2 separate regions of the Homo sapiens genome follow, and region 2 is linked to region 1. Evidence: read pairs that join two places in POLR2A ChIA-PET (ENCODE). Cell type or tissue: endothelial cell of umbilical vein. All regions are shown on one strand.

Region 1 (5,000 bases):
CAGGCTTGTAGCCAGCCTGGGCAGGCAGCTTGTTGGCTCAAGGAGTCCTTCGTACTGTTCTTCAGTCCTTCGAATGTCTTATTCTCAGACGCTCTTCTGAGAGGACATGCCTGCAAAGAGCACAGGCTTTATCTTTGGAATCTCTTGTTTCAGTCCATCCCTAAGAAATTGACAGTAGCCTTTAAAAAGTAACCCTTAAAAGTTATTTCAAAAGTAATTATAGTTCTTTGTTAATTAAGGGGGAAAAATCTCCCATAGTCTATCATTTGTATATCTACTGTTTGCTTTGGTATACATCCTTCCAGATTTTTCTATGTGCATGTACTATAATAACGTTGTTTTCTTTTAGCCAATGGTGGAATATTCTGCATTTTATTTTTGTATCCATAGGAGGGATTTTTCAGAGTCCATGAATAATATTGGACTCTGAATATTGGTATGATTTATGGAACTTTATTTTATTTTACTTTATTTTGAGACAGAGTTTTGCTCTGTTTCCCAGGCTGGGGTGCAGTGATGCAATCCCTGCTCACTGTTAACCTCCACCTCCCGGGTTCAAGTGATTCTCCTGCCTCAGCCTCCCAAGTAGCTGGGACTACAGGCATGTACCACCATGCCCAGCTAATTTTCATATTTTTAGTGAAGACAGGATTTCACCATGTTGGCCAGACTGGTCTCGAACTTGTGACCTCAGGTAATCCCCCTGCCTTGGCATCCCAAAGTGCTGGGATTATAGGCATGAGCCACTGCGCCTGGCCTGATTTATGGAATTTTAAAAGGTTCCAAATCCTTTGTTAGAATGAGGCCAGTTAGAAATAATGAAAAGTGGCTAATCCGTGGAAAGCCATAAGCCTCTAGTGGTTTTGAACTTGAAGAAGCACAGCAAAGCACACACACTGTGTGTGCATTGACTTATCCACATGCTACTACATAAGCCTGGAGAGAGATGGGGACAGAAGGAAAGAGAAGACGGATTGCACACTGCTCCAATCCAATTGCCCTGGAGTGAGAGTGAGATGAGATGAAAGTTCGTTTTTCCTTCTGCTCATCATGGTCCCCAGGAGACCCTCAAATTGTGACCACCTTGTCATGGCACAAGGTGGCTCCTAAATGGAAACCAGCTATCTTCTCAGCTATCTGTTCCAAAGCGGGAGGTAAAACTGGGTGTGCTGGTTTTAATTAAGAGATAGCATGTCTAAAAATGGCACATAAACTTAATATGCAGTTAGGAGATTTTCAGGGACATTTTTTTTCTACATTAGTTTCGCATTTTCTTGGTGACTTTAGAAACTAACCCCCTTATTAGACTCTCTGGCCTATGCACATAAAGCAACATTTACTCCCTCCCTCCCTCCTTCTTACTTTTTCTTCCACTTTAAGCTTCTAGTTTGTGCTGGGACTGCGGGATGTAGTAATGAATAAGTACATGGCCTTTGTCCTAAATAACTTAGGTTCAGTTTTAGAAAGAAATCTGAAAATGACTTCTCATAATACCTGGCAGAATGAAAGAAATTTATTAAAAGAGAGGACAGCAGGCCAGGTGCAATGGCTCATGCCTGTAATCCCAGCACTTTGGGAGGCTGAGGCGGGCAGATCACCTGAGGTTGGGAGTTGGAGACCAGCCTGACCAACATGGAGAAACCTTGTCTCTACTAAAAATACAAAATTAGCCAGGTGTGGTGGCACGTCCCTGTAATCCCAGCTACTCAGGAGGCTGAGGCAGGAGAATTGCTTGAACCTGGGAGGCAGAGGTTGCGGTGAGCCGAGATCATGCCATTGCACTCCAGCCTGGGCAACAAGAGTGAAACTCCACCTCGGAAAAAAAAAAAAAGAGAGAGAGAGAGAGGACAGCCATTTTATTAGGAAAGTACAGAGGAAGAAATACGTAGTTCTAGCCAGGGGATTTCATTACATGGGATTACAGAGAAGGGTGTTCCCTGAACTGAATTTTTAAAGATAGGGTCAAATTTTCATAGGCAGAAAGAAAGGGTGGGAAGCGGACATTCTCAATTAAGGGGAAAAATGAGATCTTATGGAAGCTTTAAAGCCTGAGACATTTGAGGGAACAGAATTTGAGAATTGAGTCTGCGATGAGACAGGAAAAGCCCACAGGCAGTAAAAAATGCCGGTGGCTGAGTGCAGTGTAGCTTCCACTGAACTCTGTGGATGTTTATGCTTATTTGAACCTTGTTGGAATATTCCTGGTTTGTTTTATGAAGGGATGTCTCTCACTGAGGATATTGACTCAGGGACGTTTCCTCTTTCAGTCAGGATGGCCTCCATCAGACCAATATTGTTCTCAGGCCATTTTTTTGTTTTGTTATCTTGGATAAACAGAGAGAGGCTGATTCATTTTTCTAGAAAAACAGGATGCACTAAAATACTGCAAGTGACAATGAAACAGACATGCTCACGTACAATAATATTTATAAAGGGACCAAACAATATATGTAGCAGACACCTCTGTGGTGTGGCCGCTACCCCTCCTCCATCTCACTTGCCTTGAGTCCTTGGCCAAGTGGGTTGTTTCTTTCGATCTGTTTCCTCAGATATCAAATGAGACCAATAATACCAACTGAACAGGCATGTCTCAAGGAATTGATGAGTATCAAGTGCTAGAAATAGTGCTGGGCACGTAGTAAGTAGCCATTCCAATAGAGCTTAATTATTTGTGCACTGGGTACGAAATACTGATTCGTAATTGGAGCAATATATATTCACAATGATTTTTTTAAAACTTTGTATTATGGAAATATTCAAATATCCATAAGAGAACAGTATGATAATTTCCCACGTACCTACCATCCCTCCACTTCAGCAATCGTCCACATTCTGCCATTCTTATTCATTGATCCCCTTCCTCTTTTAGAAATGTTTTAAATTTGTAATGGTTAACTGCTACCTAAATTATTTTAAAGCAAATTCTGGAGAGCATATAATTTTGTGTATAGAGAGTTTTTAAGAGTCTGATAAATCAGTGACCAAAGAAGAAATCCTTATAAAAAAATGGTTGAAACCAGTGTTTTGAATGCAATTTTCAGAGCTGAATTATAGGTATTTCTGCAACCAAATTAGGACATGTCTGCAAATCTTTAAGAGTGGCATTTTGAAAGTTCAGTATTGTTTATTTCATTTAAGGAGCATGCCACATGCTGGTCTGCACATAGATTAGCACTTAGGTGCATATGCAAAACACTTTTTTCTAATGGAAGATTTAAAACATACCTCAATACTAGTAGACTAGTATAATGTACCCCCCTGTAACCATCACCTAAGCTATCTTTTTTTTTTTGAGACAGAGTTTTGCTCTTGTCTCCCAGGCTGGAGTACAATGGCGCCATCTCAGCTCACTGTAAACTCCACCTCCCTGGTTCAAGTGATTCTCCTGCCTCAGCCTCCCGAGTAGCTGGGACTACAGGTGCATGCCACCATACCCGGCTAATTTTTGTATTATTAGTAGAGACAGGGTTTCACCATGTTGGCCAGGCTGGTCTCGAACTCCTGACCTCAAGTGATCCACTCACCTCGGCTTCCCAAAGTACTGGGATTACAGGCGTGAGCCACCATGCTCACCCTAAGCTATCGTTCTGATGTCTCCTTTTGAAAGATGTTCATATTGTTTGTAAGAGACTTCTTAGGTCAAAAGAGCCTTAATGATTTTGGAGGAAGATGTAGAATCAAACATTTATATTACACTACATGAAAAGAAATTCTTATTCATCAGTGCTATTGCCTTTGAAAAGTACAGTCAGTACTGCTTGATGTGGGTATGTTCTGAGAAGGGCATCATTAGATGTTTTCATCATTTTGTGAACATCATAGAAAGTATAGTCTACTACACATATAGGCTATATGCATAGCCTATTGCTCCTAAGCTACAAAAACTGTACAGTATGTTACTGTACTGAATACTGTAGGTATTCAATGGTACAGTGGTACAAATACAATGGTAAGTATTTGTGTATCTAAACATAGAGAAAGGTAATGTGTTGTGCCACGACATTTCCACAGCTACGATGTTGCCAGGCAGTAGGAGTTATTTAGCTCCATCATGATCTTATGGGCCCACTGTTGAATGTACCATCTGTTGTTGACCCAAAAGTCATGCTGCACATGACTGTGTGTCAGTAATAGCTCTCAGAGGAACTGATTTTCCCAGATGAAATATAAGTAAAATCTGATGTTTGAAAGCAGTTCAAGCAAGACCCCTCAAAAGACATTTAAGCAAGAACACATTTGGAAGCCAGTACTGAAGTGTTAGTAATGGATAGGGAAGTTATGTATTTTCTCTTCTTTCTTTTTTCCATTCATCTTTCTCTCTCTCTCATTTTTGTTTATCTGCATTTTACAATTTTTTTTTTCACCGTGAGTGTGGATTTTCTTTCACCATGAACATGGATTATTTGATTGTTGAAAAATAACAAAAGCCCAGCTGGGTGTAGTGGCTCACACCACTAATACCAGCACTTTGAAAGGTGGAGGCAGGCAGGTCGCTTGAGTCCAAGATTTCGAGACCAGCCTGGGCAACAGTGAGACCTCATTTCTACAAAAAATTAAAAAATTAGCTGGGTATGGTGGTATGTGCCTGTAGTTTCAACTATTTGGGAGGCTGAGGTGGGAGGATCACTTGAACTCAGGGAGGGTCGAGGCTGCAGTGAGCCAAGATTGTGCCAGTGCACTCCACCCTGGGCAACAGAGTGAGACCCTGCCAAAAATAAAAATAAAAAAGTAACAAAAGAATATAAGTTAGTAAATCAAAGAAGAGATGCCGGGAGTGGAGATTGGCTGTATTGAGATGAGTATGTCAGGGGCAGATAGATAATGTTTCTGAACCAGCAAGCTTTTACCCTTCATCTTGCTGCTTGTCTTTAACCCTTTCCTTGGTCCCTGGGTCTTGCCTCTGCATTCTCATTACTGATGGTAGGGAGTGGTACTCATCTTCATGACATAATCTCATTAGGCCAAGAGAGAGGATAATTGGCCATAGTTCCTAGGCCAGT
Region 2 (5,000 bases), 130 kb before region 1:
GTTCTGAGTCTTCATAACTTCTCCACTTACATTCTCAAGCTGGTTTCATCCAATTTGAAGTCTTAAATAATCCCCATATTCTTGGGATTCTCAAATTTATATCTTTAGCCTAGAACTGTCCTCTAAACTTCAGAATCATACAGTGGAAGCCTATTTGACATCTCCACTTTGGTAATTTGATAAGCATTCAAAGGCAATATGTTCCAAACTGAATCCCACCTTTCTTACCCACTGATACGGTTTGGTTCTATGTCCCCACCCAAATCTCATCTTGAATTGTAATAATCCCTCTTGTCAAGGGTGGGACCAGGTGGAGATAATTGAGTCATAGGAGCAGTTTTCCCCATGCTGTTCTTGTGATAGTGAGTTCTCACAAGATCTGATAGTTTTATAAGGGGCTTCCTCCTTCATCTGGCGTTCATTCTCTCTCCTGCCGCCCTGTGAAGAGGTGCCTTCTGTCATGATTCTAAGTTTCCTGAAGCCTCCCCAGCCATGTGGAACTGTGAGTCAATTAAACTTCTTTTCTTTCTTTCATTTTTTTATTTTTTGAGACAGAGTCTCGCTGTGTAGCCAGGCTGGAGTGCAGTGGTGCAATCTCGGCTCACTGCAAGCTCCGCCTCCCAGGGTCATGCCATTCTCCTGCCTCAGCCTCCTGAGTAGCTGGGATTACAGGCGTGTGCCAGCACACCTGGCTAATTTTTTTTTTTTTTTTTTGTATTTTTAGTAGAGACAGGGTTTCACCCTGTTAGCCAGAATGGTCTCGATCTCCTGATCTTGTGATCTGCCCGCCTTGGCCTCCCAAAGTGCTGGGATTACAGGCGTAAGCCACCGTACCCGGCCTTTTCTTTATAAATTACCCAGTCTCGGTTATTTCTTCATAACAGTGTGAGAAAGGACTAATACACCCCCTCTCTACTGAAACTACTCCTACCATAGCCTCTCCCATCTCAGATAGTACGTACATTCTTTGAATCACACAGGCCAAGTATTTTTGGCCTCTTCCTTGACTCCTCTCCTTGCCCTTCATCTAGTCCATCTGCAAGTCAGTTTCTTAAAAAGGTATCCACAGTCTGACCACTTCCCTTCTATGGTTTGAAAAAAAAAGTAGGAAATTTCACACCAAAATTATAATTTTTAGCAATTTTTGAAAAATTAGAAGTCAGGCAGCACTACAGCCATGCTCCCTCATGGCATTAATCAGTTCAAGATAGATTGAATTTAAGGTGATGACAGCTTATATAAGTTGCAATCTCCACAGTAGGTGAGGATGTGGGCCTAACACTTGGATGCCAGATTAGTTCAAATCACAAATGAGAATGATTTCTCTGACATCTGAACTGGATCTCATTGGTTGGTCATGGCTAATAGAAATAAAAGCCAGTAATTAGAGTAAGAGTGGTTTCAGGAAAAACAACCACTAACACAACACAATGTCACTGAAAGTAAGAGCAACATTTAAGAATAAAGGGATCATCAGGAGAGTAAGAGTTAAGACAAAAGGCTTAGGATTTGGACAGAAGAAAGATGTACCTGTCTTACTGTATCTTCAAATTTTACATTTGGGATAGAGTGGGTGGCATAGAGAGAGAATATTCCATTGTCATGAGCATCTTCAGGTACATGCAGATAAACAATAAAAAAGATAATTTCTTATGTCCCATTAATCCATCCTTGTTTCTATATCTATTCAGTTATCAAACCATTTATTGAATATCTAGTGCATGCTAGGCCTTGTGGACATAGCAGTGCTGCCTTTAAGTTCTCACAGTCTTACAGTAAGAGGGAGACCAAAAAATAAAATTTAATTAGAAATCAGCAATTATAATCAAGTGTGATGAGTGTTTTAATAGGCATGAACGCAGGATATGGTATAAACCAGACTGTAGGCTCCAGGAGGGCAAGTATTGTGTCTTGTTCATTACCATGTGCCCAGCACAATACCTGGCATATAATAGGCATGAATCAGTGCTGAACAGAAAGAGTGGGTGGCAGGGGGAGTTAAGTGACTTCTTAAATTATTTATCATATATTTCTTGTACCCCTAACATGTGCCAGGTGCTGTAGATACGGCAAAGAACAAAACACAGTTCATGGTCTGGGGGACATCATAAGCAGCAAGTCTTGTAGGGTTCATTGGGGAAATGACTGTGGATAAGCCTTTATACTTAGGTCCTTTAATAATAACCCGGTGGAGATGTGGGGATGGTCATGTATGTGGCTCAGAGGTAATTTATCTTGTAGATCTTTACGTCTCTCTTGTGTGCGAATGTCCCCTGACTTTTGGGGTCCAGTAGGCTTTAACAGTTCTTTTTTTGGCTTTATTGATTTGCTTTGAGTTTGTCCATTATGAAGACATTTTTGAAAGTTAAAATTAAGAAGTTGAATTTTCTAAAATTAAACTCGAGGGCTCATTTACCCACTGAAGTGAGTTTGAATCACTGCGCTATTGCTAGGACTAGTACAGTTTAAGGTTGAGGGTATACTGAATGAATGTTGCCACTTATGGAGAAGTGCATTTAAGGGCTAGAAAAGCTACTCAGAGCTCATTGAGTTCCTCAGCTTATTTGCTGAAACCATTGCATAGGATTTTAACTGGAGTGGATTCTTCTGCTCATAGAGAAATGCATATCAGATAAGACTAGCTAAATGGCTAGGAAACTTGTAACTACATATGGCGCCTTTCATGTTTAAGTAACTGACTTGTCTCATGGAGACTGGTAGTGATGGACAATTACCACCTAATTATTATGCAGTTGTTTATGGGAATCAAATTAATCATCATAGCTTAGTGTCTAGTAGGAACATTTCCCCAGACTTAATAAATTGCCAACACAATTGATGTCCTTGTTAATAGCATTAGTAACTGAATGTACCACCATCAGACTGATGCAGGAGGATGTTCCTTTTAGGACTGGTCCATTTACAACTACTTCAAAGCATTCTTTTCCTGTCTTGCCCACATATTGTTTGCTCTGAGGCTAAATAGAGAACTGAATTCTTTTAGGAACTGTAGCTACATGAAACATAATTTATGTATCCTGTTTCCTACTTGATGTTTTTTGCCAGAATACCCTTTTCAGTGCCTTGAGATATGGCCCTTCAGAGTAAACATTTTTTTCTTTTTCTTTTTTCTAATTTGCATTGACATAAGACATTTTATTTTAAAGTTGCTTTTATTGTTGTTATATTTACAGGGAGGAGGACAGAATCTCATCCCCAATAAAAAATAAGTCCATATCAAGAACTTTGTGGGCTACTGTTCTTTGTCCTGTAGTACTGTCATTCAACTTCTTTCTGAGAAAAATGTCTTACTAGATGTTTGTTAGGGATGTTATGTAATCTCTTTTCTAGAACTGTTAAAGAATAGTATAGATATTTGTATAGGTATTTAATTTAGATACGTTGTCTAAAAATTGGAGGATAGTGGCTTTAAGTCTTTCAACAAAAAAGTCATGGCTTAATTACACAGCAAATACACTCAGTCCCTGTCTGTCGGTGCAGTCTCTCTCTGTCAGTGTAGAGGAAAAACAAATATAAACAGAGCATAATTGAATAAATAAGTACTGTTTTCAATTATCATATATATAATTTGCATATGTGTCATCTATAGTTATTTGTACTACAGAGATGATCTTAAACTGGTACTTTAGCCTGCAAGTACCTATTTTATGTTTGGGGACCAGCTCACCCAAAGGGATTGACTTATTGTTTGCAAATTAGTTGGGGACATTAAATTTCAGCCTTGGATCAGTATCTTGGGTTCTTTTGGAAGCCCAGGTTACCTATAATTATTTGGAAGAAGTTATTAGTCAGAATATTCTATTTTACAGAATTAAATTAATCCTGAAATCTCAGGTTTAGATTTGTTACTCACTTGAAAATCCCTTCAAGTTGGAATCTAGTCTTCTTGACATGACTCCACTATTTTTGATAACTTTTTTGCTTTCTCCTATAACAAGATGTTTCAGGCTCATCTTGTACAGTTTCTCTCCTAGACTTCAAGTCAGCTATTGCTTTGGATAGTCCTGGTTCCTTTTAATGGAGAATCTAAAGATTGAAAGGACCTTGAAGTTGGTCATTGTTTATAGTTTTGTGTTTTCTTCTTTTAAAAATATGTCAGTATTACTTATTTTTTAAATTTTGGAACATATTATACAAATGAAAGGTTATAGATACCCAGTTTAAAGAATAATGATAAAACAAATACCAGTACACCCACCACCAAGCTTAACAAATAAAACCAGTACTTTTGAAGAACCTGTACCCAATTGTAACCATCTCCCAGCCACCTGAAGGAAACCGTTATCCTGAATTTTCTGTGAATCTTTTCTTTTTCTTTTTCTTTTTCTTTTTTTTTTTTTTTTGAGATAGAGTCTCACTCTGTTGCCCAGGCTGGAGTGCAATGGCACGATCTTGGCTCACCACAACTTCTGCCTCCCAGGTTCAAGCAGTTTTCCTGCCTCAGCCTCCCAAGTAGCTGGGACTACAGGCGCGTGCCACCATGCCAGCTAATTTTTGTATTTTTAGTAGAGACAGGGTTTCACTATGTTGGCCGGGCTGGTCTCAAGCTCCTGACCTTGTGATCCACCCATCTCAGCCCCCAAAAGTGCTGAGATTACAGGCGTGAGCCACCGTGCCTAGCCCCTAATCTTTTCTTTATAGTTTTTTTAAACATAAATTTTGTCACCAAACTGTATATTTTTTAAACTTGAACATATTCTGTGACTTGCTTTTTTTCAACATTTTCATTTCTTCTATGATAACCCATGTTGCTGTAGTTCATTTCTTTTCTCTGCCATTTAGTAAGCAATTCATTGTGTGATTATTCTTGGTTTATCTATTCTGTTAATGAATATTTGATGTATTTCTAATTTTTGGTTCTTGGAAACATACTATCATGAATAAATGTATATAAGAGGTTAAGGTATATGCCTAGTGGTGGAGTTGCTGGTAATGCACATTGTTTTCCAAAGTGATTTTCTCATCGCTTACCAGGAGTG

What was found. Peaks named below come from ENCODE experiments on the same cell type or tissue, not always from the same donor. Only the 100,000 strongest peaks of a DNase experiment are listed, where the experiment ranks them.
Region 2: POLR2A ChIA-PET joins it to region 1 with 6 read pairs; 1 of 35 experiments calls an interaction of 5 or more read pairs at or near these places.

The regions. Positions count from the first base shown.
Region 1 is chr3:149,613,276-149,618,275 of GRCh38, reverse strand. The region is part of intron 2 of WWTR1 (WW domain containing transcription regulator 1); the gene reads left to right. Among named protein-coding and RNA genes, the nearest start is that of WWTR1-IT1, 36 kb to the left of the region's middle. In endothelial cell of umbilical vein, no CTCF peak of the experiment used is centred here; DNase peaks (open chromatin) are centred at 1,396, 2,355 and 4,048; H3K27ac peaks cover 4,916 bases.
Region 2 is chr3:149,742,330-149,747,329 of GRCh38, reverse strand. The region is part of intron 4 of COMMD2 (COMM domain containing 2); the gene reads left to right. Among named protein-coding and RNA genes, the nearest start is that of COMMD2, 7.7 kb to the left of the region's middle. In endothelial cell of umbilical vein, no CTCF peak of the experiment used is centred here; a DNase peak (open chromatin) is centred at 2,989.